Linked DNA regions of Homo sapiens: region 1 is linked to region 2. The links are chromatin loops, found by intact Hi-C in ENCODE. Cell type or tissue: adrenal gland. All regions are shown on one strand. Links, peaks and the distances in the headings refer to the core of each region. The heading gives the core; the rest is flanking DNA.

What was found. Peaks named below come from ENCODE experiments on the same cell type or tissue, not always from the same donor. Only the 100,000 strongest peaks of a DNase experiment are listed, where the experiment ranks them.
Region 1: a loop joins it to region 2, with 2.6 times the contacts of the local background. A loop is called at or near these places in 21 of 110 quality-filtered maps.

The regions. Positions count from the first base shown.
Region 1 is chr19:12,187,755-12,203,191 of GRCh38, reverse strand. It overlaps ZNF136 (zinc finger protein 136), which reads right to left. Exons shown (of 4, transcript NM_003437.5): 4 at 13,321-15,437. The coding sequence ends at 15,191. It also overlaps the pseudogene LOC100289333. Among named protein-coding and RNA genes, the nearest start is that of ZNF136, 32 kb to the right of the region's middle. In adrenal gland, for the core only: no CTCF peak of the experiment used is centred there; a DNase peak (open chromatin) is centred at 8,091; H3K4me3 peaks cover 1,863 bases; H3K27ac peaks cover 1,289 bases.
Region 2 is chr19:12,350,905-12,366,341 of GRCh38, reverse strand. It overlaps ZNF442 (zinc finger protein 442), which reads left to right and starts at 659. Exons shown (of 6, transcript NM_030824.3): 1 at 659-809; 2 at 1,099-1,540; 3 at 2,671-2,788; 4 at 13,228-13,354; 5 at 14,272-14,332; 6 at 15,024-15,437. The coding sequence starts at 2,711. RefSeq lists an enhancer at 746-845 and a silencer at 946-1,125. In adrenal gland, for the core only: no CTCF peak of the experiment used is centred there; no DNase peak of the experiment used is centred there; H3K4me3 peaks cover 184 bases.

The DNA of each region.
Region 1 (15,437 bases), core at 4,884-12,883, 160 kb after region 2:
GGAGAATCGCTTGAACCCGGGAGGCAGAGGTTGCAGTGAGCCGAGATGGTGCCATTGCACTCCAGCCTGGGCAACAAGCGAAACTCCGTCTCAAAAAATAAATAAATAAATAAATAATAAAAAAATAAAAATAAATAAAAAATAAAGCAATGCCCATCCTAATATTTAGCATCCCACCACAAACATAAAAAATATGTATGATAAGTTACTTTAATAGAGTAAATCAGTAAACCACAGAGGTTTAAACCCTCTTATTACTAGCATTGTTTAAAAAAAAAAAAAAGAGAGACATGGGGTCACACTAGGTTCCCCAGGCTAAGAGTTTAAGAGGTCAAGAGATCCCTCCCTCCCTTCCTTCCATGTTTTTATTTTTCTTTCTTTCTTTTTGGTCAGTGGATATACTTCAAGGAAAAGGGGTACTTTCTCTAATGGGACAGTTACAATTTTTTTTCCTCCAGAGAGGCTCAGTTCAGTGTCATCAGAGTTAGGGGCCTCCTCCATGGCAATAGTTCCTTCATAGGGTTTAAGGATCTCTAGCCTATGTCAGGTTTAAACTAACCCCTTTGTTATGCCACTGGGGAATCATGGATATTGTCCCGTCTATGCCCCAGGGTCAGGATATTTGTTGTGATAAAGGTACCTGAAGCAGCAGCAGCAGCAGCAGAGGTCCTTAAGGTCCTGGTGAGCCCTTTGCCTTTTGGGGTGTGGACTCAGTGCGCCACCTGATGGCTGCCTTTCCTCCCTTTCTCTCTCCTCTTTAAATGACTACTGTTTCAGGAGCACCTCTTGTACAGGGTGTATATAGTCCACCCTCCCGCTGCACCCTGGCACCCTGCACACCGGGCCAACCCAGCATCAGGCACAGCTTCACTCTAAACACACAGATAGATCCAGCATCAATTGAAGGAGGGGTCCAATAGCATAGTCCTACTCTTAAATGCCAAAGAATTATTTTTAAAAAGGCAGACTCAGTCAGTTGAATATAGAACCCATACTTGGTAGGGCTCAACATGCAACACAGAGCAGCACACTCGAAGCACCAGCTTTCTAGCCAGCAGTAGCTCACTGGACATGTTGGCCATCAGGCAGGACAGTGGGTTAGCAAGTCAGAGCAAGAGAAGATCTACAAAAATAACTCGGGCGTGGTGATGCACACCTGTAATCCCAGCTACTCAGGAGGCTGAGGCAGGAGAATTGCTTGAACCTGGGAGGCAGAGGTTGCAGTGAGCTGAGATCACACCACTGCACTCCAGCCTGGGTGACAGAGCAAGACTCTGTCTCAAAAAATAATAATAACAATAATAATTAAAAAAATAAAGGCCAGGTGCGGTGGCTCATGCCTGTAATCCCAGCACTTTGGGAGGCCAAGGCAGACAGATCACGAGGTCAGGAAATTGAGACCATCTTGGCTAACATAGCGAAACCTCGTCTCTACTAAAAATACAAAAAATTAGCTGGACGTGGTGGCACATGCCTGTAGTCCCAGCTACTCAGGAAGCTGAGGCAGGAGAATCGCTTGAACCCGGGAGGCAGAGGTTGCAGTGAGCGGAGGTCGTACCACTGCACTCCAGCCTGGGCAACAGAGCGAGACTCCATCTCAAAAAATAATAATAAAGAGATGAAGGACCCACAAGTGGTGATCAGTGTCTGGACAACATGCTCACGGCACCAATCATTGTGGTCACCTTCAGAGACATAGTTCTGACAAAACTGATGATGGTCTGGCACTCACAGAGGGGGTATTAAAAGGCTTATTGCTCACATTGTTGAGATCTTGGGAAGAGCAGGACAGACCCATCAAGCATAACTGAAATGGCCTGAGAGAGCAAAGAAAGGAGCCTGGCCTGGTTGTTTACTGTGGTTGGGGTAGAGTTGGGCACAAGATCCCCTGTATGGGCATGTAGTTACATGGTTTAAATCTCTTGCCTATGACAGAGAAGGGAGCCCTTAGACTCATCAGCTTGTCCAGGTGTGGTCACAAGGGAAAAAGGGAACGCTGAGTCTTAGGTTGTTAGCAAACATTAAATACGGATTCCGGGCCAGGTGTGGTGATTCGCGCTTGTAATCCCAGCAACTTGGGAGGCCACGGTGGGAAGATCATTTGAGGTCAGGGGTTTGAGACCAGCCTGGCCAACATGGTGAAACGCTGTCTTTACTAAAAATACAAAAATTAGCTGGGTGTGGTGGCACACGGCTGTAATCCCAGCTACTGGGGAGGCTGAGGCAGGAGAGTCACTTGAACTGGGAGGTTGCAGTGAGCCGAGATTGTGCCACTACACTCCAGCCTGGGCGACAGAGTGAGACTCTGTCTCAATAAATAAATAAATAAAATAAAATGCATTATGGATTTGGGCCTAATTTAAATATAGCAGGAGTTTCAAAGATTATATAAACTTTAGTAGTTTTCCTCACATCAATTAAAACAAGAATTCAACTGTGTTTTCCTCTTACCAACGGAATCAGGAAGTCATTTGTCTTAGCAACTGTATACCCTTTTAAATTTCAAAGTTCTTTATGGACAATCACATACAAAAACTGATCTAAAAATGAAAAAAGTACCTGAGAACTTAAACATACTCATCTCGTATCTTGAGGTTCTCTGGCCTCAAGAAACAAACATTTTGTTTAGTTCCAGAATTTTCTTGCTTACTCCCACCATATCTAACAACCTTCATTTTCAAAGTGAAAGAAACTAAAATCTTACACACTGACACAGGCAATAAAATTATAAAATAAGGGAAACCAGAGTTGAAGGGCCACAATGCTCAACAGATAAAATAATCCAAAGGAAACATAAATATTCTAATTAGCTCAGATAAGCAGGCTGCTTCCCCACAATTCACAAGGAAAACCCACATTCAAGAGGTTAAACACCTTAACATGCTTGAGGTCCATGCTCTCCCTCTGACATGTAACTTCTAGAGTGGAATAGTCCCTGGTGATGAAGGGAAGAGACACTTGAGTAGCCACAGGAATGAACTCTGGGAGCTCCGTACACCCTAACTGGCCCCTGGCAGTGTGAAAATACTTCCTCTCCCAGGCTTCAATTCTTGGGCAGAAGAAACTCTCAGCTGGATTTACTTTAAGGTTCTGGCCCAAAAATAACCTCCGAAATTCATTAACCCTGTGTCCTGGAGACAGCACTCCTGAACTTCACATGCTTTCTCAGTATGTAAGAATTATACTCTGAATGTGGCAACATTGTGAATGCAAAACAAACCTCATGTCTAAAAAACACGCCCAAGAAAACCACAATTACAACCTCAGAAAGCAACCCCTCCACCCAAAACATGTGCATGTGGATCCCCAGCTTTCCAGTGCTCTGTGGCTTCTCTTGGTATAAAGGGCTTAATGGTATGAACAGGGAGGCTCCCCAAGAAGAACCAACAGGGCCTTTAATTACTGCTCTTGGCAGGCTCAAGGGTGGCCTTAGCTTGGGCAGTGATGTTACTTTGGACCACCACTGATATTGTATTTTTATTTTATTGTAAAGACAGGATTTTGCCATGTTGCCCAAGCTGATTTTGAACTCTTGGACTCAAGCAATCCTCCTGCCTCATGAGCCACCCAAAGTTCTGGGATTAGACATGAGCCAACACAGCCAGCCTAAACAGATACTTTAACTGAGACAAACCCAATGTTTGAAGAATTCTGCAAAATCTCTCAAATCAAGTATTGATGTGTAAAGTGTTAAGAAAATTGTAAGGCACCTTAGCAAACCAGCCCTAGTCCCTGAAATCCACAAATGTCTATTGTTTGCAGAAAATGAAATGTCAGTTATTGGGCCGGGTATGGTGGCTCATGCCTGTAATCCCAGCACTTTGGGAGGCTGAGGCAGGCGGATCATGAGGTCAAGAGATGGAGACCATCCCGGCAAACATGGTGAAACCCCGACTCTACTAAAAATACAAAAATTAGCCAGGAATAGTGGTGGCGCCTGTAGTCCCAGCTACTCAGGAGGCTGAGGCAGGAGAATCACTTGAACCCGGGAGGCAGAAGTTGCAGTGAGCCAAGATTGCACCACTGCACTCCAGCCTGGTGACAGAGCAAGATTCCGTCTCAAAAAAAAAAAAAAAAAAAAAAGAAATTTCAGTTATTATTTCTATGGCAATAAATGTTCTCATAATCATATTTGGATACTTCTAGGTGTTGTATGGCTATGCTCTGAAATTCCATTTGAAATCACCACACAAAAAAGAACAGACCTCAGAAACTTACTACACAACCTAAGGCGAAGAAAAAAAGAAAAAAATGTTCACCAATTTCAGTGTAATACTGAAGTGTTTTATTTTTTATGAAATTCACCTCTTTCTTGCCTCTTTAAAATTTTTTATACTTTTGATGACATAATCTTAATATTTGTAAAAACCTAAAGACTCTACAGGAAAACTGTAAGAATAAACGAGTTCAGTAAAGTTGCAGGATACAAAATCAACAAAAATCAGTAGCATTTCTATATGCCAACAGTGAACAATGTGAAAAATACATTTAAAAAGTAACCCCATTTATAATAGCCACACATAAAATTAAATACCTAGGAATTAACCAAAGAAGTGAGAGCTCTTTATAATGAAAACTATAAAACACTGATAAAGGAAATTGAAGAGGATACCAAAAAAATGGAAAAACATTCCATGTTTATGGATTGTAAGAATCAATATTGTTAAAATGTCCATTTACCCAAAGCAATCTGCAGATTCAATGCAATCCCCATCAAAATACCAAGGATATTCTTCACAGAAATACAAAAAACAATCCTAAAATTGATATGGAACCCCAAAAGACACAGAATAGCCAAAGCTATCCTAAGCAAAAAGAACAAAACTGGAAGAATCACATTACCAGACTTCAAATTATATTACAGAGCTATAGTAACCAAAACAGCATGGTACTGGCATAAAGACATACACATAGAGCAACAGAACAGAAGGGAGAACCCAGAAACAAATCCACACAACTAGAGTGAACTCATTTTCAACAAAGGTGTGAAGAATACACACTGGGGAAAAGACAGTTTCTTCAATAAATGGTACTGGGAACTGGATATCCATATGCAAAAGAATGAAACTAGATCTTTATCTCTTGCCAAATACAAAAACCAGATCAAAATGGATTAAAGACTTAAATTGAAGACCTCAAATCAGGAAACTGCTACAAGAAAACATTGTGGAAAATCTCCAGGACGCTGGTCCAGGCAAAAATTTCTTGAGCAATACCCAACAAGCACAGGCAAGCAAAGCAAAAATGGACAAATGGGATCACATCAAATTAAAAAGCTTCCGCACAGCAAAGGATACAATCAACAAAGTGGACACAACGCAAAGAATGGGAGAAAATATTTGCAAACTACCCATCTGTCAAGGGATTAATATAACCAGAATATATAAGGAGCTCAAACGCTACAGGAAAAAAAGTCTAATAATCCAATCAAAAAATGCACGAAAGATTTGAATAGACAGTTCTCAAAACAAGACATACGAATGGCGAACAGGCATATAAAAAGGTGTTTATATGAAAAAGTGATCATCAGAGAAATGCAAATCAAAACTACAATGAGGCCGGGCACGGTGGCGCACGCCTGTAATCCCAGCACTTTGGGAGGCCAAGACGGGCAGATCACGAGGTCAGCAGATTGAGACCATCCTGGCTAACACGGTGAAACCCCGTCTCTACTAAAAATACAAAAAAAAAAAAAAAAAAAAAAAAATACAATGAGATATCATCTCACTCCAGTTAAAATGGCTTAAGTCAAAAAGGCAGGCAATAACAAAAGCTGGAGAGGACGTGGAGAAAAGGAAACCTTTGTATACTGTTGATGGGAATGTAAATTAGTACAACCACTATGGAGAACGGTTTGGAGGTTCCTCAAAAAACTAAAAATTGAGCTACCATATGCCATGCAGCAATCCCACTGCTGGGAATATACCCAAAAGAAAGGAAATCAGTGTATCGAAGGGATGGCTGCACTCCAGTATCTGTAGCAGCACTGTTTCAATAGCTAAGATTTGGAAGCAATGTAAGTGTCCCTCAACAGATGAATGGATTTTTAAAATGTGGTACAACTTTGGGAGGCCGAGGCAGGTGATCACCTGAGATCAGGGGTTCGAGACCAGCCTGGCCAATATGGCGAAATCCCGTCTCTACTAAAAATACAAAAATTAGCCCCGTGTGGAGGCACATGCCTGTAATCCCAGTGACTCGAGAGGCTGAGGCACAAGAATCGCCTGAACCCTGTAGGCGGAGGTTGCAGTGAGCCAAAATCACACCAGTGCACAGAGTGAGACTCTGCCGGGAAAAAAAAAAAAAAAGTGGTACATATAAACAATGGAGTACTATTCAGTCATAAAAAAAAAAGAATGAAATCCAGTCATTTGTAACATGGATGGAATTGGAGATCATTATGTTAAGTGAAATCAGCCAAGCACAGAAAGATAAACATCACATCTTCTCACTTATTTGTGGGATCTATTATAAAAATCAAACAAGCCGGCCACGGTGGCTCACGCCTGTAATCCCAAAACTTTGGGAGGCCAAGGCAGGTGGATCACGAGGTCAGGAGATCGAGACCATCCTGGCTAACACGGTGAAACCCCGTCTCTACTAAAAGTACAAAAAAAAGTTAGCCGGGCATGGTGGCGGGTGCCTGTAGTCCCAGCTACTCAGGAGGCTGAGGCAGGAGAATGGCTTGAACGCGGGAGGCGGAGCTTGCAGTGAGCCGAGATCGCGCCACTGGACTCCAGCCTGGGTGACAGAGAGAGACTCCATCTCCAAAAAAAAAAAAAAAGAAAGAAAATCAAACAACTGAACTCATGGACTTAGAGAGTAGGGTGGTTATTAGAAGCTGGGAAAGGTAGTGGGAGCCTGAGAGAAAGGAGAGGACAATTAATGGGTGGAAAAAAAAACCACACAGAACTGTACATTTTAAAATAACTTATAGAGTGTAACTGGATTGTTTGCAACTCAGATGCTTGAGGGGATATCCCTTTCTTCACGATGTGCTTATTTCACGTTGCATGCCTGCATCAAAACATCTCGTGTACTCCATAAATATATACACCTACTATGTACCCACAAAAATTAGAAATAAAAAATTATAATACTTTTAGTAGCTATTGATTATATACCTTTCAGATACATGAAGAAAATGACACACAAGTGAGTGGTCAAATCTTTTCAAGAATACAAAGTCAAGGACGGGCAGTGCCGACCTGAAACTGCTAAAAAAGACAGGTCACCCAGGGAAGTTTCCAAAGAGGAGCCCCAACCCAAGAGTTCCTGCAGTGTGTCTGTGCTCAGGAGAGATACTGGAAGGAGAGTCATAAGGATTTATGTAACAATTCCAGGTGGGTATTCTTTGCCTTCCTCCCATGTAAAATATCCGCAAACAAAAAATAAATCCGTTAAAACGAGTCATCCCTGGTTCTTCGGAAAAATGAGAAACACGGCGTCCGTGTGAAATGCACCAGAGGCCAAACAATTGACAATGACGCTGTGAACTGGAGAGGGGGCGTTAGACTTTGGGAATGCGGGAAGGGATCCGCAAACTTAGGAATTTACTGCCAGCCCCAGGAAGAGATAGTCTGGAGACAGGATTATGGATTTGACACCCTGCTTTCCATACATTTGGAAACCTCAAGGGAAGATGGGTGACCTTTATGGAGAAAGGAGGGACTGAGGATCACACAGAACACTGCTCCTCCCACGCACGAACCCCACACACGAGTCGGAATCCTCCCCATGACCCTCCCGGGGCTCCCGTGCAATCTGGGGAGACACGAGGCTGCGGCGTGCAGCTGCCCAGAGAGGGCGCCGAGGCTGAGGCCGGGGCCGCAGGCGTCGCGCAGGAACGGGACAGGATGCCCGGGGTCCCGGATGCCAGCCCAGCCCCACTCTGCGGCCGAGGGCACTGAGGGCCCAGCTGCGCCAGAGGGACCCGGGTCCCAGACCCCAGAGTCGCCGAGGGGAGCCCCGGGTCCCGCCACAGCCGGTTCCGGCCGGTTCCAACCTGTCCCTCCTCAGGTCTCGGGACACCGGCCCCGCACACTCACCATTTTCCGGCTTCCAGGTGTCTGGCCGTCCTCCCTCATCTCCTGTATGCAGCATTGGTCACAACGCGCGTAGCGGGAGATATTACTACGGTCAGGTGATAGTCGAGGTGCCCAGCAACCGCGCTGCGTAACGACGTACGACGCCCACCTCTTTTATGCCGCATTGCCCCACCCACCTTCCACGTGGCGCCTCTGATTGGACAGTTCACGAAGCCCCGCCCTCTTCACATGGAGTGACAGAGCTGCGAAAGGTCATGTCGCCGGGGAAACCCTGCTTCAGTCCGGGGGGAAACCAGTCCCAGCGAGGGGCAGTTGAGTAGAAGCCGAACTTGTTCCCAGCCTCTCGATGGACTCTGGCATCCTGTCGCAGCTGTTTCTGAACGCGGGGACAAAAGTGTGCGCGGCGAATTCCAGCCTCAGTTGCCAGATGTAGTGACCCTTTAAGGAACAAATCCACAGCAAGAGGGTCACCCAGGCAAGTCCAGATTGGAACAAGAGGGTCTGACTCCTCCGGGGGCCAGGGACTTGGCCTGAGTCTAGAGGGCACTCGTGGAACTGTGAGCTCCGTTCACAAACACAGACACTTTAAAAGTGACTTCGCCGTGTGTAATGAGTCTAGCTCCATTCTGACATTGACGGCTAACGGCATTGAGACCTCCACCCATTCCTTCCCCAATCCCCACACATTTACTTTAAATAAAGAATCCCTTGGCCTCCAGAGCCTTTTACACACAATCTCTTTGAACCCCACATCCCTAGCATGGATGCAAGGACGCTTATCAGACTAACCACAGCTGTGAGATATGTTCAATTAAACTCTGAAGTGTACATTTCACACTACAGGAAAATTTATTTTAAATAGGTTACAGATTGTGTTCGCAGAGAACTTTGAAATGTAAACGACTATGATATACCTAAGGTAATTGAATCCCTATTTTCACTGATACAAAAATGAACAATAAAAAGTGATGTAAATTAAGGTATATCTGGAAACTCTTAGTATGCTTAACAGATTAATCAAAAATCTGAAGTCATATTTATTTGAAAAGCTATATCAGAATAAAACACACTACACAATGCATCCCTTTTAAGTGTACAATTCAGTAAAGTATATTCAAAGATGCAAACAGATAATCACCACAGTCAATTATAGAACATTTTCTTTTTTTTTTTTTTTTGAGATGGAGTCTCACTCTGTTGCCCAGGCTGGAGTGCAGAATGCAATGGCGCGATCTCGGGTCACTACAGCCTCCGATTCTGGTGTTCAAGCGATTCTTCTGCCTCAGCCTCCAGAGTAGCTGGGATTATAGGCGCGCGCCACTGTGCTTGGCTGATTTTTGTATTTCTAGTGGAGACGGGGTTTCACCATGTTGGCCAGGCTGGTCTTGAACTCCTGACCTCAAGTGATCCACCTGCCTCAGTCTCCCAAACTGCTGGGATTACAGGCATGAGCCACGGCACCTGGCCTAGAACATTTTCTTTTTTTCTTGTTTGAGACGGAATCTCGCTCTGTCGCCCAGGCTGGAGTGCAGTGGCGCCATCTCGGCTCACTGCAAGCTCCGCCTCCCGGGTTCACACCACTCTCCTGCCTCAGCTTCCCGAGTAGCTGGGACTACAGGGCCTGCCACCACGCCCAGCTAATTTTTTGTATTTTTTAGTAGAGACGGGTTTCACCGTGTTAGCCAGGATGGTCTCGATCTCCTGACCTCGTGATCCGCCCGCCTCAGCCTCCCAAAGTGCTAGGATTACAGGCATGAGCCACCGCGCCAGGCCTAGAACATTTTCATTACCTCAAAAAAGAAACTCCTGGCAGGGCACGGTGGCTCATGCCTGTAATCCCAGCATTTTGGAAGGCCAAGGCAGGAGGATAGCTTGAGCCCAAAAGTTCATGACCAGCCCTGACAAAAGAGCAAAACCCCATCTCTAAAAGAAAAAGAAAAATTAATTGGGCATGGTGGTGCACACCTGTGTTCTCAGCTACTCAGGAGGCTGAGATGGGAGGATTTCTTGAATCCAGAAGTTTGAGAGTGCAGTGAGCCTTGACAGCCTGGGCTACAGAGCAAAACCCCATCTCTTAAAAAAGAAAAATTTAAAAAACAAACAAAAAAGCAAAGCGGCTGCTCTATTTTCCATTCTCACCAGCAGTGTATGAGGGTTCCAAGTTCTCCATATCCTTGACATGTGTTATTATCTCACTTTTTCATTCTACCCATCCTAGTGGGTTTGAAGTGGTATTTCCTTGCCTTTTTGTTTAGCATTTACTTAATGATGTCCAGCATCTTTTCAGGTCCCCTTGCTCAGTTGTTTATCTTCCTTAGAAAAATGTATATTCAGCTGGGTGCTGTGGCTCACACCTGTAATCCCAGCACTTTGGAAGGCCGAGGTGGGCCGATCACTTCAGCCTAGGAGTTTGAGACCAGCGTGGCCAACATGGCAAAACCCGTCTCGACTCAAAATACAAAAATTAGCCAGGTGTCGTGGCACATACCTGTAATCCAAGCTACTCCAGAGCAAGACCATGTCCCCTCCGCCTCCAGAAAAAAAGCTGTAAAACAGGCTCTGGCAGATCATTCAGGAAGTATTCTGAAAGGTTTTTGTCTTTTTGTTTTCTGGGTTTTTTTTGAGACGAAGTCTGGCACTGTCGCTGGAGGCTGCGGCAGGAGAATCACTTATACCAGAGAAGTGGAGGTTGCAGTGAGCCAAGATCGCATCACTGAACTCCAGCCTGGGCAACAGAGCAAGACTCTGTCTCACAAAAGAAAAAAAAAAAAGAATTACTAGGGCCGGGCGCGGTTGCTCATGCCTGTAATCCCAGCACTTTGGGAGGCCGAGGCCAGTGGATCACGAGGTCAGGAGATCGAGACCATCCTGGCTAACACGGTGAAACCCCGTCTACTAAAAATACAAAAAATTAGCCGGGCGTAGTGGTGGGTGCCTGTAGTCCCTGCTACTCGGGAGGCTGAGGCAGGAGAATGGCGTGAACCCGGGAGGCGGAGCTTGCAGTGAGCTGAGATTGCGCCACTGCACTCCAGCCTGGGTGACAGAGCAAGACTCCGTCTCAAAAATAAAAAGAATTACCAAGGGTAGAATTAAGTTCACCTCTTCACTATATCAAATACAGAGAAATTTTTTGCTTCCTTAAATAGGAATCAAGCAACCAAAAAGCAGCATAAGTTCTGCAATAAATTCTTTTAAATACCCTCTTATTGATACACCTTACAGTCATTACTGGTTTGTGGTGGTATTTATTATTTTTTTATTTTTTGAGAGAGTCTCACTCTGTTGCCCAGGCTGGAGTGCAGTGGCGTGCTTGGCTCACTGCAACCTCCACTCCCAAGTAGCTGGGATTACAGATGTGCACCACCACACCAGGCTAATTTTTGTATTTTTAGTAGAGACAGGGTGTTGCTATGTTGTCCAGGCTGGTCTCCAATTCCTGGCCTCAAGTGATCTGCCCGCATTGGCCTCCCAAAATGCTGGGATTACAGGGTGAGCCACCGCGCCCGGCCTGTGGTAGTATTTATTACCACAATTTATTACACCCTGCTTGACAACAGGGACGTCCCTGATAGTCCTTGGAAAGAAATCACTCACAACATGATTTGACTTTTGGTATTATGCATATGAAAAACTACTATCATCATAAAAGTTGTAATCAAATAAGCATGAAAACTAAAATTTATGAGGAAAAAAAGGCCTGAAGTTGTAAGCTCACAGTAATATTGACTCACAATGTTGGACAAATAGCTTAATTATAAAGTTTATCGGATCCATGATTGGAATGGGATATTTTAATATATATTCTCAATAAATACAAAACTCACCAGACAGTATGCAAGTTGCTTGCATACTGTTAATATTTCTAAGAAATGTGTAGAGAACTTTTGTTTGAGGAGGACATGTATATTGTTTGTAATCATATGTACTCAAACATAATTCAAAATAAACTGAGGGACTGCATTCAGCTATGAGTAACAGGAAACACCCACAATGTTTCTATAATGAATAAGGTGCTTATTCTCACATGAAAGAACGGGGTGAGACCCATCTCTGCATAATGCAGCAGAGGAACAAGCTCCATGTAGGGTTTTTCGTTTTGTTTTTGGATAGTGCCATTGTAGCTCTCAACCTGCATCAGTAACACTCACTGTCCCTATGGACAAAAATGTTTATGTACAAACTGGACCGTACAGGAACCAAGTCAGATCATCAGACTATTCCCAACAATGACAATATGAACTGATTACTTGGCAGATATATTAGGGCCTTCAGGAATATCCAAATGGCAGCTGAATCTTTGATATGAAGCTTTTAAAAACATCTATGGAAATCCATAACTTTGAGAACATGGAGGTGAAGTAGCTAGTGGTGGATTAGAGGATACTCTTTTTTTTTTTTTTTTTTTTTTTTTTGAGACAGGGTCTTACTCTGTACTCTGTCACCCAGGCTGGAGTGCAGTGGCATGATCTTGGCTCACTGCAACCTTCACCTCCCTGGCTCAAGCGATTCTCCTGCCTCAGCTGGGACTATAAGCACGCGACACCACACCCAGCTAATTTTTGTATTTTTAGTAGAGATGGGGTTTCACCATGTTGACCACGCTGGTCTCGAACTCCTCACCTCAGGTGATCCGACCGCCTTGGCCTCCCAAAGTGCTAGAATTACAGGTGTGAGCCAGCACACCCGGCTGAGGATACTCTTGATTGGCAGGGCAAAGAATCAGGAAAATGGGCTAGATGACCATGTCCAAACAGCCCATATGCATCTGTCTCTCCGTATGATGCCTCCAAAATCTGACTAATGCGTTCTTCACTTCTGCATTCTAAACTTCCAGGAATTTAGGCTATTGATGCAGTCTACAGGTAACCATGAAAGAAAGAAATTCTGGGCCAGGCACAGTGGCTTATGCCTGTAATCCTAGTGCTTTAAGAGGCTGAGGCTAGAGGGTGACTTGAGGCCAGGAGTTTGAGACCAGTCTGGGCAACATAGCAAGACACCATCTCTACAAAAAAAAAAAAAGATGAAAAACCAAAAATAAAAAGATTAGCTGGGCTTGGTGGCACATACCTATAGTTCCAGCCATTTGGGAGGCTGAGGTCGGAAGGCCACCTGAGCTCCAGAGTTTGAGGTTACAGTGAGCCACAGTCGTGCCACTGCACTCCAGCCTGAGTGACAGAGTGAGACCCTATTTCAGAAAGAAAGAAAGAAATGAAGTCTGAAAAGTTTAGTTCCCATTACCCAGATTGACATGACACAATCCATGAAAGGCATCTCCCATTTTAGATTTTATTATTCTATCATAGCTGTCTCCTTATCCCAAAATCAATTATACAAAGAGCAGCCAGAATAAATAACAAGGAGTAAAGAACAACAGGTTAAAATAATAATTCACGAGACTACAGTCTGTGATAAACTTTACATACTTAGAATTAACAACAACTCTTTAATAGGAAGCAAAATAAAATTATTTGAGCCAAGAAAAAAAAAATGGGCTAGGTGTGATGGCTCACACGTGTAATCCCAGACTTTAGGAGGCTGAGGTGGGTGGATCACTTGAGGTCAGGAGTTCTACCAGCCTGGCCAACATGGTGAAACCCCATCTCTACTAGAAATACAAAAAATTAGCCAGGTGTGGTGGCACATGCCTGTAGTCCCAGCTTCCTAGGAGGCTAAGGTGGGAGAATCACTTGAACCCAGAAGGCAGAGGTTGCAATGAGCCGAGATCATGCCACTGTACTCCAGCTTGGGCAACAGAGCACAGAGCGAGACCCTGTCTCAAAAAGAAAAAAGAAGAAAGAAAAAAGAAAAAAGGAAAAAAAAGGAGCTGTTCCAATAAATATGATGGAATGTATATAATGTGGAAAGGGAATCAAGAACCTGCTAAATGAAGCAAGTAGGTTCATACCAACATTTATTAAGACTTATTTTTCAGTGGTCCTCAATCACAGAACAATTAAGCAACCATATACAATTTAACATACCTGAATATGAGAAACACATTTAAATTCATTGTTGGATTAAACACATTTCAAAATGGAAAGACAAATATTTTATTTACTGACCTAAAACAACACTACCTATGAAATTCATGCACTATTGCTTTCAGATTACTTACAGGATTATATCAATTTAACATTTCTTTGTGAGATTAAGCATTTGAAATCCATAGTCAGAGAACTATTTTAAATATGAGCCACTAATTAACAAAATATACATATAGCTTCTACATTTCCATCAGGTTATGTATTTTCTAGAGACTACATGACCCGCTATGCATGAGGCTTTTTGAAGTACTTACATTTATAGGATTTTGCTGTATTAGAAGTTTTCAAATGACTTTTTTTTTTTTTCTGAGATGAGGTCTTGCTATGTTTTGCACACTGGTCTCAAACTCCTGACCTCAAGTGATCCTCCTGCCTCAGCCTCCCAAAGTGCTGGGATTACAGGTGTGAGCCACCACACCCAGCCAGAGCCAAAACATCTGTTCAAATTCAATACCTCAACTAGTGAGGCCCTGCTGGGATTGAAATCCAGCATCTCCTGTTTGCCAGACAAGTACTTTAACCCACAAAGCCACAGAGCCAGAGCCCTCAAATGACTTTAAAAGTATAATGGAAAACCTTCCTTGTAGTTTTCACATTTATAGTGTTTTGATCCAGGGTACATTCTTACATGTTGTTGAAAGCATGTGGGCTGGCTAAAAACGTGTGGACATTGCTTATATTCAAGAGCTTTCTCTTTTGTGTGTTCTTTCATGGCTTCAAGTGGAACTAAAATGACTAAAGGCTCTCCCACACTCTTTACATTTACCAAGGTTCTCTCCACTACACATTCATGTGTGACAGGGTTGTGTGATGACAAAACCTTTCCTACACCCTTTACCCAGGGTTTCTCTCAAATATGGGTTCCTTTCCAAAAAGCATTTGTTTGGTTTTCTCCATGATGAGTTCTTTCATGTATTTGAAAGGAACTAAAATGATTGAAAGCTTTCCCATGTTACTTACATGTATATGGCTTCTCTCTAGAATTCTTTCATGTATTAAAAAAGGCACTGACAGAATTTCATGCTTTCCCACGTTACTTACATTCATAGGGCTTCTCTTCAGTGAGTATTTTAATGTATCTGACATGAACCCAGAGCATTAAAGGCTTTCCCACATGCATTTATAAGGTGGTCCATCTTCAGCATGTGTTAACATGTGTCTCTGAAAGCTGGCACGGCAAGAATAGGCTTTCCCACATTCCTTGCAATGATAGGGTTTCTGTCCAGTGTGAGTCCTTTCATGTAGTCGAAAGGAACTAGAAGATCTAAAGGCTTTACCACATCGCTTACATTCAAAGGGTTTCTCACCAGTGTGAATCATTTCATGTGTTCGAAAGGAGTTGAGA
Region 2 (15,437 bases), core at 7,181-15,180:
AAGGGGGTTTCCTGCTGAACTGTGGCTGAAATTTCTCTGAACTAATTCAGGTTTTTTCTTTTCCCTTCTTTTGATTCCTTTATAGAAGATTACTGCCATATAATTCCAGATTTTCCATGCATTTAACAATTTTATTTCATTGTTGATGTGTTTTTATTTTCTGGTCTGAGAATGAGTAGATTGGGAGATAAGGTGGGAGAAAGGCTTGACCATGGAGCCAGCAGTCTCATCCTAAATTCCTGATCCCTGGAGGACACCAGGCCTTCCCTCCTGCTTCAGTGTGGTTTGTGTGGCCTGGGCCTCCCCTACCGCTCTGAGGCCAGGGGATGGCTCCACTGGGCAGTGAGTCTCGAATTCCCAGCACACACTTGTGGGTCCCCGTCCAGGAAGAAGGAGCAGGAAGAGCCCATTGAGTACAGGCAGGAAATTCCGCTTAAATGCAAATGTCCCCTGGGAGGGGTCAGGTCACAGCGAAGGGAGGAAGCCCACCCTATCAAGGGCTGTGTCTGGAACCGCTTCATCTCGCTCCACTCAGCCGTGTAAGATCCTTCTTCTGTCAATCAGTTCCCTGGGGGGGCGGAATTTGGAGCTCTACCCAATCAGTGTTGGGGGCGAGTTCTTGGGAACTGCCAGTCAGGCGCGCTGCCGGGAGGAGGGTGGAGCTTTCTACACCCCTCTGAGCTCCCGCTCCTGGCTCTGTAGCTGAGAGAAGCCCTGGCAGGTCAGTGGCAGGCACTGTCACGCTGAGTCCTATGCTGGCAGCGGGGAACCTTGGGGAGAACACGGGACACCGCGGAAGCCGGGAAATGGTGAGTGTGCGGGGCCCGGCGTCCTGGGGCAGGGCGAAGGACTGGTTGGAACCGGCCAGAACCGGCTGTGGCGGGACCCGGGCGTCCCCGCGGCGACTGCGGGGTCTGTGGACCCGAGTTCCCCTGGCCCAGCCGGCCTTCAGTCCCCTCGGCCGCGGGGTGGGAGCTGGGGGCTGGGCCGGCAGCCGGGACCCCGGGCGTCCTGTCCCGTTTCTGCGCAGCAACTGCGGCCCCGGCTCCCGCGCCCTCTCTGGGGCAGCTCCATGCCCACAGCTCCGCGTCTTCCCAGATTGTGCGGCTGTAACCGGCACAGGTTCGCGGTCCGAGTCACTGCACCGAGACTCCAAGGCCTGCAGCAGAAACAGTTTAATAGGGGGAGAGGAGAGAAGACCCCAGTTCCGCCTCCATGAGAGGTTTGGGGATGGGGGTGTTTAGGGGTCTGGACAGGGGCGGCTGAAGTGTGGGGTCGCTGGTTGGTGGGGAAGTGACAGGCGAATCCTGGGACGGGAGGTGAAGAAACCGCATTCTCCTGCTGAGTGGGTTCCCTCGTGGGGTTTTCACCCTGCTTGGCGCCAGCCTTTCCGTTGGAATTCAAGATCTGAGAAAGAACTTGGGCAACTCGAGCAGCTCTCCGAGATCTTATCCCCAGGCACAATGCAGAAGCCGGCGGTCAGTGTCTTCTGTGACCTGACTCTCAGGAAGGCGGCCCCCGCGAGGCAGTGGGGCTCAGGGTACCTGGTTAATATCTAACTGCAATCAGAATCCAGATTCTTGCGTGGGGTTTGTGCACGGGAGGAGCTGTGGTCTGCGGGGTCCCCAGTCCCTTCTTTTCTTCCCAGGGTGACTGATTCCTCTTCGAGTTTTTCAGAGATGGGGGTAGCAGGGTCTCAAATCCACTACCCTGTTCCCTCATTCTAACTCCTCCTAGGGGTGGTAGTAACTCCCTTGGTTTCCAGAGCCTTACGCAGGCTAACTTTCCCTCCTCAGTTCACAGCAACATCATGAACTCCTCCCTCCTCCGCCCCACCCGTGCTAAATTTCAGAGTCCCAGTATTTTAATTTTCATTTTGTTTTCAGAGAGCAATGGATGGCTTCTTTTTTTCTTTCTTTCTTTTTTTTTTTTTTGAGATGGAGTTGTGCTCTTGTTGCCCAGGCTGGAGTGCAATGGTGCGATGTCGGCTCACCGCAACCTCCGCCTCCCGGGTTCAAGAAATTCTCCTGTCTCACCCTCCCGAGTAGCTGGAATTACAGGCACCCACCACCACACCCGGCTAATTTTTTGTATTTTTAGTAGCGACGGGGTTTCACCATGTTGGCCAAGCTCATCTCGAACTCATGACCTCAGGTGATCCGCCCGCCTCGGCCTCCCAAAGTGCTGGGATTACAGGCGTGACCACCGCGCCCGGCCGGCTTCTTAAAAGATTTGTGTTCCTGAACATTTCACATGTGAGGAAGCAGAGAATAACCTGACACTGCACTGTAAAAAACAAAAAAACAAACAAAAAAACCTTTGTGTCTCTCCTTTTCTTTCCCCTGGGTACGGATACCTAATCAACATTGAAAGTCCCCTTTAGAAACTTTATGGGGTGATGTGTTCTCAGCCCACTCTCTGCCTTTTCCTGGTTCTGTTTCAGAACTGCCTGGGGTTGACCCAAGATACACACAGCTGCCCTGTCTCTGGGAGGGTCCAGTGAATATCAGTCCCTGGGTCATTTCTCCCAGTGAGCAGCCTGAGGTGTTGGGGTGGGGCCTCACAGAGAACAGCTGGATGCCCTGGGTGGGATGGGAGGAATATTCTGGTATACCATTTCTATAAAAAGCTAACCCTTGGGACAATCACCTTGTTCTTCCCCAACCCCAGTTTCCATTCCTTGGGGACACACGGCTGGTCAGCCAGTTGAATGATTGTATTTGGGGGAGAAGACAGAAGTGATCTCTTCCTTCCTGACTCTCAGACTAATGAAGAGAGAAAACAATATGTAAGCACTGGAGAACCCACTCATTCCAGTTGTGCAAGAACCTCCCATTCAGGTCAGGTGTGCATGAGCCTGAAAAGCACACAGTGAAGTATCTCCTGGGGTGGTGGTGGGTGGTCACTGAGCACTTTACTGAGCAGATGGGGGTGACTAATGTCCCAGGAGATGGGATGACCTGACACCTGAGTTAGACTTGTTTGTGTTCGAGTCAGTGCTGCCCATCCCTGAGGTTGTCACATTGAAAAGAGATACTCACTCTTTTCAGCTTCAACGTTTTATTAACTATAAGATTAGAGATTGATAGAGAAAGTATTTCCATAGAGGCCAGAAATAGTTAGATTTCAGAAAACAGGTCACATATGTAGCCATCTATTCCTTTTTTTTTTTTTTTTTTTTTTGAGACGGAGCTTCGCACTGTTGCCCAGGCTGGAATGCAGTTGTGCGATCTCAGCTTACTGCAACCTCTGCCTTCTGGGTTCAAACGATCCTCCCATCTCAGCCTCCCGAGTAGCTGGGATTACAGGCCTGCACCACCACACCTGGCTAATTTTTTTTTTGTTTTGTTTTTTGTATTTTTAGTAGAGACGGGGTTTCACTATGTTGGCCAGGCTGGTCTTGAACTCCTGACCTCAAGTGATCTGCCTCCTCAGCCTCCAATTTTTTTTTTTTTTCCCAAGGCAGAAGAATTTTTCTTAGTACAGAACAAAATGGAGTCTCCCGTGTCTACTTCTTTCTACACAGACACAACAACAATCTGATTTCTCTTTCCTTTCCCCACACTTCCCCCACTTCCACTCGACAAAACCGCCATCGTCATCATGGCCCACTCTCAATGAGCTGCTGGGTACACCTCCCAGACGGGGTGGCGGCCGGGCAGAGGGGCCCCCCACCTCCCAGACGGGGCGGCCGGGCAGAGGCGCCCCCCACCTCCCGGAGGGGGCGGCTGCCAGGCGGGGGCTGCCCCCCACCTCCCTCCCGGACGGGGTGGCTGGCCGGGCGGGAGCTGTCCCCCACCTCCTGGAGGGGGCGGCTGCCGGGCGGAGACATTCCTCACTTCCCAGACGGGGCGGCTGCTGGGCGGAGGGGCTCCTCACTTCACAGACGGGGCGGCCGGGCAGAGACGCTCCTTACCTCCCAGACGGGGTGGCGGTCGGGCAGAGACACTCCTCAGTTCCCAGACGGGGTCGCCGCTGGGCAGAGGCGCTCCTCACATCCCAGATGGGGCGGCGGGGCAGAGGCGCTCCCCACATCTCAGACGATGGGCAGCTGGGCAGAGATGCTCCTCACTTCCTAGACGGGATGACGGCCAGGAAGAGGTGCTCCTCACTTCCCAGACTGGGCGGCCAGGCAGAGGGGCTCCTCACATCCCAGATGATGGGCAGCCAGGCAGAGATGCTCCTCGCTTCCCAGATGGGGTGGCAGCCAGGCAGAGGCTGCAATCTCGGCACTTTGGGAGGCCAAGGCAGGCGGCTGGGAGGTGGAGGTTGTAGCGAGCCGAGATCACGCCATTGCACTCCAGCCTGGGCAACATTGAGCACTGAGTGAACGAGACTCCGTCTGCAATCCCTGCACCTCGGGAGGCCGAGGCTGGCAGATCACTCGCGGTTAGGAGCTGGAGACCAGCCCGGCCAACACGGTGAAACCCCGTCTCCACCAAAAAAATATGAAAACCAGTCAGGCGTGGTGGCGTGCTCCTGCAATCCCAGGCTCTCCGCAGGCTGAAGCAGGAGAATCCAGCAGGGAGGTTGCAGTGAGCCGAGATGGCGGCACTACAGTCCAGCCTCCGCTCGGCATCAGAGGGAGACCGTGGAGGGAGAGGGAGAGGGAGAGGGAGAGGGAGACCGTGGGGACAGCGAGAGGGGGAGGGGGAGGCAGAGGGGGAGGGGGAGGTCCAATTTTTGTAGAAACAAAAAAACCCTTCATTTACTTTTTTTTTCCCCCAGTCTGTCAAGTAAGTTTCTCTGATTATTCAAATGGAATTTCAGGGCTTAACAGTGACAGTATGACTAAGGAAAAATGTTTGGTCGTACTTTCTTTATGGCTGCAGAAAAAGTGAACACATATTAACAGAAAATGTGGTACTTATTTGATTGAATTATAAAGATTTACCAAAACTTTAGTTTCTTTCCTTTTTAGGGTGGGGAATTTAGGACAGTGGATAACTGTTCTATTCCTATTATGTGTACTTGACAGATTAATGCTAAATGCTGTGGCACAGGACTTTCCAACAGCTAAAGAACTCAAATATTATTAATTTACTAAATGCTTTATTATTATGGAAGTAGTAATTAAATGGTATTTGTTGCCTGAAATGGGTAGATACTTGTGCTTTTCCTATTTAGTTTTATTTATTTTTTATTTTTTTGAGACGGAGTTTCACTCTTGTTGCCCAGGCTGGAGTGCAATGGCACAATCTCGGCTCACTGCAACCTCTGCCTCCCAGTTTCAAACGATTCTCCTGCCTCAGCCTCCCGAGTAGCTGGGATTATAGGCATGCACCACCATGCCCGGCTAATTTTGTATTTTTAGTAGAGATGGGGTTTCTCCATGTTGATCAGGCTGGTCTTGAACTCCCAACCTCAAATGATCCTCCTACCTCAGCCTCCCAAAGTGCTGGGATTACAGGCTTGAGCCACCGCTCCCAGCCTACCTTTATTTTTTATTTTTTTATTTTTTTGAGATGGAATCTTGCTCTGTTGCCTAGACTGGAGTGCAATGGCACAATCTTGGCTTACTGCGAGCATCACCTCTCAGGTTTATGTGATTCTCGTGCCTCAGCCTCCTGATTAGCTGAGATTACAGGCGCCCACCACCACCACGGGCGTGGTGGCCCACACCTGAAGTCGCAGCTACTTGGGAGGCTGAGGCAGGAGAATCACTTGAACCTGGAAAGTGTAGGTTGCAGTGAGCTGAGATCGCGCCACTGCACTCCAGTCTGGGTGACAGAGTGAGACTTCATCTATAAATAAATATATACTAACTAAACTAACTAATAAATAAATAAATGCTAACTAAACCAAGTAACTTTCCATGTAAGGCATGGGAGGAAGTGAGTGGGGTGGAGAGGCCTGAGGCCGGTGACTCCCAGTTGAGGCCAGTCTGGAGCCTGCAAAGGGAGGTTATTGAAGGCCCACTTAAATTGGTTCTTCCTGGGAGCCTCCGGATCACTCCAGCCATGGGAGAAGCCTTTTATACTTAAAGAAGCTACAGAGCATTAGAAAGCTGGGGCAGTTGGGGTGATTCCCTGTTTGAGGTTGTATTTGTTACTGTTGTGGGGCTGTTGCTAGACATTCTCAATTAAAATAAATCTGCATTTAGCTAAGAAGTGACTTCATTCTAAAGGAGTACTGCAAAACGGGAAAGCATCAAGTATAAGATCTGAGGCATCCCAGCTGGGCGCGGTGGCTCACAAGAGTGAAACTCAGTCTCAAAAAAAATAAAATAAAATAAAGATCTGAGGCATCTCTAAGGTTGGGCAGAAAAGTTCTTTTCTTGCTAAGGGAAGAGCAACCAAGATTAGAAGGAAGATGCGAAGGGGAGGGCAGGATGGAGGGTGAGAATCAGATTTTTTTTTTTCTTGAGAGTCTCGAGAGCTCTGTTGCCCATGTTGGAATGCAGTGGCGTGATCTCAGCTCACTGCAACCTCCACCTCCCGGGTTTAAGTGATTCTCCTGCCTCAGCCTCCCGAGTAGCTGAGACTACAGGCGCATGCCACTACGCCCGGCTAATTTTTTGTATTTTTGTAGAGATGAGGTTTCACCATGTTAGCCAGGATGGTCTCGATATCCTGACCTCATGATCTGCCTGCCTCAGCCTCCCAAAGTGCTGGGATTACAGGTGTGAGCAACCACGCCGGGCCGAGAATCAGATTCTAGTTCAGAGAGTGTTTTGCTCTAACCTAAGTCTGTTCTTAAGATGGGTTATGAAGGAGGGGTTTTGTGCTGGCTCAGGCTGAGGATGAGTCAAAGTTCACGGTCCTGGAGCAAGGAGAAAAACTTAAGCAAAGTTTTCTTTAGATGTATTTTGTTCAGTATGATCAGTGAAGACAAAACTGCTCAGCTAATCATAAGATAAAAAATGGGAATTTGGAGGTTCTTTATCTGGCTGAGTTATAGTTTAGAGAAGGGGGGAGGGGCATAATCTATGTAAGCAAAGGGTGCTTTTATTTTGTTTTGTTTTACGGCTGCTTGTCCAGAACACAAAGAACTGGGCTTGGGGAGTTGAGGTGATTTTCTGTCATCTTACTTATTTACTAGAATTACAGGCCTTGGGTAAAATTCAACATTATCAGCAGCCTGGTTTTGCATTCACTCAGTTGGTATAATCAGTACAAATTAAAAAGTCTGTCACAGCTGATTTAGAGAAAGACACCTTTTGATTCTGCCTGATGGAAAAAGGGTTTATGAATCTGAGAGTTTATCTGGGTCTTTGATATAATAAAAAATGTATTTGGATTTGCTGGGTGGGTAATGTCAGCCAAGAGGGGAAGGTTTGCCAATCCCTCCCCTTCCTTTGCTGTGCCTCTCTCTTTTTGGCTATTCTTGAGATATCCTTTATAACAAACTGACAACCTTAAGCAGAGTGACTTGCTGAGTTCTGTGGGTTGGCTTGGCACATTATTGACCCTGTAGAGGGAGTCATTGGTTTTATACACATTTGATTAAAAGGATGGTCTCTGGGGCTTGCCACTGGCATCTGCCTGGTGGCTGATTGGTTGTGACATTCAACCCTCAACTTGTGGGGTCTGTACTAATGTGGGGTGGATACCAGTTTTTGTTGGAGAATTGGTGTTCAGCAAATGCCATACATTTGTTGTCAGAAGTTGTGTGAGGTAAGACACTACAGGTCAGAAGCATAACTGACCTAGAGTTTGTATTTTGTTGCTCATTATAGATTCAGTGTGTATTTATCCAGTAGCATAGTTTTGCCTCTTTTCTGTTTTCAGTTAGTTAATGTTACCATTAATATGCACTCAGTATTATGCTGAGTGTCTCAGATATGCTACTGGGTATCTATCCAAAGGAAAAGAAATCAGTACACCAAAAAGATACCTGCACTTATCTGCATATTGCAGCACTATTCACAAAGCAAAGATAAGGGAATCGACCTAAGTGGAGGATTGGGTAAATAAAACGTGGTGTGTATACTCATTGGGATACTATTCAGCCATGAAAAAGAATGAAATCATGTCCTTTGTGACAGCAAGGATGGATTGGGAGGCAATTATCTTAAGCAAAACAATTCAGACACAGAAAGACAAATACCACATGTACTCACTTAAAAGTGGGTGAGTAGGCTAGGCACGGTGGCTCACGCCTGTAATCCCAGCACTTTGGGAGGCCAAGGCAGGTGGATCATGAGGTCAGGAGTTCAAGACCAGCCTGACCAAGATGGTGAAACCCCGTCTCTACTAAAAATGCAAAAAAATTTAGCCAGGCATGGTGGTGGGTGCCTGTAATCCCAGCTACTTGGGAGGCTGAGGCAGAGAATTGCTTAAACCCAGGAGGCAGAGGATGCAGTGAGCCGAGATCGCGCCATTGCACTCCAGCCTGGGCGACAGAGCGAAACTCCATCTCAAAAAAAAAAAAAAAAAGGTGGGCAAATATACCTCCCACGTGTAAATAATGTGTAAACATGGAAGCAGAGTGTGGAATGATGGTCAGTGGAGACTCTAGGAGGGTGGAGGATGGTGGATGATGGGCAGTTGCTTGGTGGATGCATGTGCTTTGCTGCAGTGATGGATGCACCGAAGGCTCTGACTTCATTCACCACAATGCACTATATCATTGTGGCAACATTAGACCTGTACCCCGTGAATATGTACAAACAACATCAAAATTTAAAAAGGAATGCACATTTCAGGATTATACTCTAGTCCTACTGAATTAGAAATTCTGGGGGTAGGGCCGGGCATGGTGGCTCACACCTGTAATCACAGCACTTTGGGAGGCCAAGGTGGGTAGATCACCTGAAGTCAGGAGTTCGAGACCAGCCTGGCCAACATGGCGAAACCCCGTCTTTACTAAAAATACACAAAATTAGCTGGGCATGGTGATGGGCACCTGTAATCCCAGCTACTTGGGAGGCTGAGGCAGGAGAATGGCTTGAACCCAGGAGGTGGAGGTTGCAGTGAGCCGAGATTGCACCATTGCGCTCCAGCCTGGGCGGCAGAGCGAGACTCTGTCCAAAAAAAAAAAAAAAAAAAAAGAAAGAAAAAGAAATTCTGGGGGTAGGATCCAATAATCTGTGTTAAGTCCTCCAGATGCTTGTAATGCACATAAAGTATGAGAACTGCTTCCCAGGAGCAGCTTGTTAAAATGTAATGCAAAAAAAATAGAACTAAAATGCAAAGAAAATAAACAAATTGGAATAATGAAAAATATTTAATTGACTCCAAAGACATGAAGAGATGAAAGGAGAGGGGAGAAAATACGATGAAAAGGTTTTTGATTTGTTTATTTGCTTCAATCTGTTTGACATACGCTGTTGTCTGAGGCTGTGGGTCACCAAGTCCTCACACATTTCACTGTTCATGGGACTTGAGTTCTTTCAGGTTAACCTTATGATGTTGTTGAAAATATTCTTTTTTTGTCCCTAAGTGCTAACACTTCATGACTTTTTTAACTCATTGGGATACTATTCATTGGGAAAAAATTGTTGTATTGTAGATTATGGATAGTTTAAATTTATGAGGAAATCCTAATAGCAGGTGTAGATCAGCTCTCAGACCATGTATGTGTGTGTGTTTATGCCTTGTAAAGATTTATGTTTTATATATCTCCATTGGTTTTTGCTGATTAGCATTGGTGTTGAGCATTTTTTTCTTTGTGGTCTTTCATCTTCTGTGAAGTAATTTTCTGTCTTTTTTCATGTTTAATTTATTTGGATATTATTGCCTTGCCTTGTTTCTCTCTCTCTCTTTTTTTTTTGAGACGGAGTTTCACTCTTGTTGCCCAGGCTGGAGTGCAATGGAGCGATCTCAGCTCACTGCAACCTCTGCCTCCTGGGTTCAAGCGATTGTCCTGCCTCAGCCTCCTGAATAGCTGGGATTACAGGCACCCGCCACCATGCCCGGCTAATTTTGTATTTTTAGTAGAGACAGGTTTTCGCCATGTTGCTCAGGCTGTTTTTGAACTCCCAACCTCAGGTGATCTGCCCTCCTCAGCCTCCCAAAGTGCTAGAATTACAGGGGTGAGCCACCGCGCCTGGCCTTTCTTTTTGTTTTTAAGCATACTGTACATACTAACCAGTTTTCACATGGAAGGATTGCTAGTATTTCTTTCCAGATGGTGGTTTATCTTTTTATTTCATTCTACAGTTTGATGGACTTTTTTTTGAGATAGAATCTTGCTCCGTGACCCCAGGCTAGAGTTCAGTGGCGCCATCACAGCTCACTGCAGCCCCAAACTCCTGGGCTTAAGGGATCCTCCCACCTCAGCCTCTCAAAATGCTGGAATTAAAGGTGTGAGCCACTATGCCTAATTTTAATATAGTTGAATTTGGAAGACTCCTCATTTGAAATCTACTTTCTTTTCTTTGTTTTGGGAGGTTGAGGGGAGACAGGGTCTCATTCTGTTGCCCAGGCTAGAGTACAGTGATGTCATCCAGGCTCTCTGCAGCCTCTGCTTCCCTGGGTTCAGGTGATCCTCCCACCTCAGCCTCCTAGGTAGCTGGGACTACAGGCATCAGCCTCCCAGGTAGCTGGGACTACAGGCATGTACCCCCACTCCTGGACAAATTTTTGTATTTTTTCTAGTGATCAGGTTTCACCATGTTGCCCAGGCTGGTCTTGAACTGCTGGGCTCAAGAGATCCACTTGCCTTGGCCTCTCAAAGTGCTGGGAATATAGGTGTGAGCCACCGTGCCCGGCCTTTATTTTCTTACTTAAGAAAATCCTCGGCCAGGCACGGTGGCTCATGCCTGTAATCCCAGCACTTTGGGAGGCTGAGGCGGGCAGATCACGAGGTCAGGAGTTCAAGACCAGCCTGACCAACATGGTGAAACCCCATCTCTACTAAAAATACAAAAATTAGCCGGGCGTGTGGTGTGCGCCTGTAATCTCAGCTACTTGGGAGGCTGAGGCAGGAGCATTGCTTGAGCCCAGGAGGCGGAGGTTGTGGTGAGCTGAGATCGTGCCATTGCACTCCAGCCTGGGTAATAAGAGCGAAACTCCGTCTCAAAAAAAAAAAAAAATTCTCATTAAATCTGAAAAAGACCTTGTTACTGTTTAAAATACTAGTTTTGTCTTTCTTTTTTTTTTTTTTTTGAGATGGAGTCTCGCTCTGTCACCCAGGCTGGAGTGCAGTGGCGCGATCTCGGCTCACTGCAAGCTCCGCCTCTTGGGTTCACGCCATTCTCCTGCCTCAGCCTCCCGAGTAGCTGGGACTACAGGTGCCCGCCACCACGCCCGGCTAGTTTTTTGTATTTTTATTAGAGACAGGGTTTCACTGTGTTAGCCAGGATGGTCTCGATCTCCTGACCTCGTGATCTGCCTGCCTCAACCTTCCAAAGTGCTAGGATTACAGGCGTGAGCCACCGCTCCTGGCCTAGTTTTGTCTTTAATACGTATTTTTTTTCTCATTTAATCTTGAGGTCTGTACATATTCATATAACTTTTTGTTCACCACAGCTAACCTTCAGTTGACTGGCAGGCTTATTGGTCACAAAAACAATTGATTAACACATATATTGTCTGTCATACGTATTGCGTACTATATTCTCACAGTAAAGTAAGCTAGAGAAAATAATGTTAATAAGAAAATAATGAAGATAAACTATATTTACTGTGCGTTAAGTTGAAATGAATCATCATAAATGTTTTAGCTGAGTGTGCTGGCACACGCCTGTAATCCCAGCTACTCAGGAGGCTGAGGCAGGAGAATTGCTTGAGCCTGGGAGACAGAGACTGCAGTGAGCCAAGATCGTGCCAGGGCACTCCAGCCTAGGCAACAGAGCAAGGCTCTGTCTCCCCCCTCCAAAAAAAAAAAAAATTCTTTATCTGTTCTTGTAAAGCCGTAACTTTGTTGGTGAGAAAGTTTTTAGCATTTTTATACATTTGTGACTTCTGTTAGTTTTGGGGATATCTTTTTTTGTTGACTACTAAAGTTCTGATTTAGCTATTTAGGGAATATTATCGATATTCATGAGAGGTAACATTGAGTTCTTTCTAAGAACATGTGCAATCTGTCCCCATTATTCTCCTTTGACATTACCTAATAAAAAGTTTAAAATTCTTGCATTGGGATGGTGAAGCATCTTTTATTAGTCTTTTGTCTTGCTTTGCTACATTTGATCTAGAGGAAACCTGTTGCTGGCTTCTAAATGTTCTCTCTTAGTGTAATCACATAGGATGGGCTGAATCCCCAAGTAACATGTTGCAATAAACATTTTGAAAAGTTATTTATGGATGTCATTCATTAGAGACTCAGTGCCCAGAGTGTTTCTTTGTGTCTACCTTAGTGTGTTTTTTGTTGCTTATAACAGAATACCTGAAGCTAGATGATTTAAATGAAACAGTGTATATATTTTGTGGTTCTGGAGGCTGGGAAGTCCAAAGTCAAGGCTGGATATCTGGTGAGAACCTCCTTGCTGGTGGAGACTCTGTCGAGTCCCTGTGTGGCACAGGGCGTCATGTGATGAGGGAGCTGAGTGTCTAGCCCAGGTCTCTTTCTCTTCTCATAGGGACATAAGTCCAACTCTGTCACTACCCATTTATTCTTTAAGCCATTAATCCAAGAATGGATTAATCTTGATTTTCTTGAGATCCAAATCCTCAAGACCCAATAACCTCTTCAAGCGCCATCTTTCATTACTGTCACATTGGGGATTAAGTTTCAGCATGCATTTTGGTGGGGACAAACATTCAAACCTAGCATTGGCTGATCAGCTATGCTCCCACTGCTGAGCATGTAACAAAATTCCAAGCTCCCGAAGAGAAGGTAAGAGTTAAGCAAATACTATACTTTCTCCATAAACAGTTTATGCACACTCAGCACCTGTTATTAGTTATGTTGGTGGAGACCCTCTATAAATCCAGTGCCTAGAGTACACGAAGGATCCAATTTTGTTAACCAGCATTTGTAAATATATACAATCTCAGGACTCCTATTCTTGTACAGTAAGTAGTAGGACTTTGTCACGACAGGAAATACAGACCCACTATAAAGTAGACATTAGGGATGATGCCGGCAATAAAATTCACTCATTTAAGTCATCAAAAAGAGACTTGTTCCTATTTGACTATTATGTGTACAACAACATTCAATTCTAGCATCAGAATTGCTGTGTTGGAGAAAGTGATTGTAGACAGAGAATAAGGGTGGATTTACCATGTCATTGAATCATTGCTTAGAAATAATAGTATGCAAAGTTTATGAAGTGGGTGTAAATTTTTGGTACTATCAGTCTCAGCCTTACTCCTTTGTACATGTGGGGTGTTTCAGGATTCAGTAGCCTTTGAGGATGTGGCGGTGAACTTCACCCAGGAAGAGTGGGCTTTGCTGGGTCCATCACAGAAGAGTCTGTACAGAGATGTGATGTGGGAAACCATTAGGAACCTGGACTGTATAGGTAAAAATGACATTATGTCTTCACTTAGTCAATTAGAGACATTTTTTTCTTGGTCATCAATGCTGTTGAATGATTTGAAATACCGAAAGGGGATATAGTTGACCCTTCAACAACACAGGGTTAAGTGGTGCTGGGTCCCCAACCAGTTGTACATATTCATATAACTTTTTGTTCACTACAACTTAACCTTCAGTTGACTGGCAGGCTTATTGGTCACAAAAACAATCAATTAACACATATGTTGTCTGTCACATATATTGCATACTATATTCTCATAAAAATGTAAGCTAGAGAAAATAAATGTTAAGAAAATCATAAAGAAGATAAACTGTATTTACTGTGCATTAAGTTGAAATGGATCATCATAAAGGTTTTCATCCTCATTGTCTTCTCATTGAGTAGGCTGAGTAAGAGGAGGGATTGGTCTTGGTGTCCCAGGGGTAGCAGAGACTGAAGAAAATTCATATATAAGTGGACTTGTGAGCCAGGTGTGGTGGCTCACGCCTGTAATCCCAGCACTTTGGGAGGCCGAGGCAGGCAGATCACCTGAGGTCTGGAGTTCAAAACCCACCTGAAACCCCGTCTCTACTAAAAATCTAGAAATTAGCTGGGTGTGGTGGTGCACACCTGTAGTCCCAGCTACTTGGGAGGCTGAGGCAGGAGAATGGCTTGAACCCAGGAAGCGGAGGTTGCAGTGAGCCGAGATTGCACCATTGCACTCCAGCCTGGGCAACAGAGCGAGACTCCATCTTAAAAAACATAAAATAAGTGGACTTACGAGGTACAAACCTATGTTGTTCAAGAGTCAGCTACAATTCAGTGAATGAATCATGCATGATTCCATTGTACATAAAATCTTGTAGTGTTTTTAGAATTTTATAATAATCTACAGTGTTTTTTCTGTGTCCACCTTTTAGGAATGAAATGGGAAGACACAAACATTGAAGATCAGCACAGAAATCCCAGGAGGAGCCTAAGGTAATTTGCACTCACAAGAGAAAGACATATATCTGTGGAGCAATTCTTAGGATGACAGGAAATTATACAACTAGGCAAAGAAAATGAACGAGCCCAGTACAAACTTATTTATTCCTATACAATTTTCTCCAGAAACATATACTTAAATGTGATATAACTATTCAGTGTTTGCAAAAATAGTTCCCTTAGAAACAATATTAAGAATTCGGCTGGGCACGGTGGCTCACGCCTGTAATCCCAGCACTTTGGGAGGCCAAGGCGAGCGATCACAAGGTCAAGAGATTGAGACCATCCTGGCCAACATGGTGAAACCCCGTTTCTACTAAAAATACAAAAATTAGCTGGGCGTGGTGGCGCATGTGTGTAGTCCCAGTTACTCGGGCGGCTGAGGCAGGAGAAACACTTGAACCTGGGAGGCGGAGGTTGCAGTGAGCTGAGATCATGCCACTGCACTCCAGCCTGGCGACAGAGCGAGACTCCATCTCAAAAAAAAGAATTTCATGTGTTTATCATTGTCAAGAAAACAGCTGGGGTCGAGTTATCTTGTACAACATTCAGTCCATTCACGTTCAAGCAGTGCATGAAGCCTACACGTTGCATGATGATGTAAAAATGTAAATCCAGTACCTACTAATAAACATAAAGTCATTTATAAATAAACCTTTATTAATATACTTCTCATGTTTTACAGATGTCATATCATAGAGAGATTTAGTGAAAGTCGCCAGCCAGATAGTACTGTGAATGAAAAACCTCCTGGAGTAGATCCATGTAAAAGCAGTGTGTGTGGAGAAATCATGGGTTGTTCATTCCTTAATTGCTATATCACATTTGATGCTGGACACAAACCAGATGAGTGTCAGGAATATGGAGAGAAGCCACATACACATAAACAATGTGGGACAGCCTTCAATTATCACCACTCCTTTCAAACACAGGAAAGACCTCACACTGGAAAGAAACGCTATGATTGTAAGGAATGTGGGAAAACCTTCAGTTCTTCGGGAAACCTTCGAAGACACATAATAGTACAACGTGGAGGTGGACCTTATATATGTAAGTTGTGTGGGAAAGCCTTTTTTTGGCCTAGTTTATTTCGTATGCA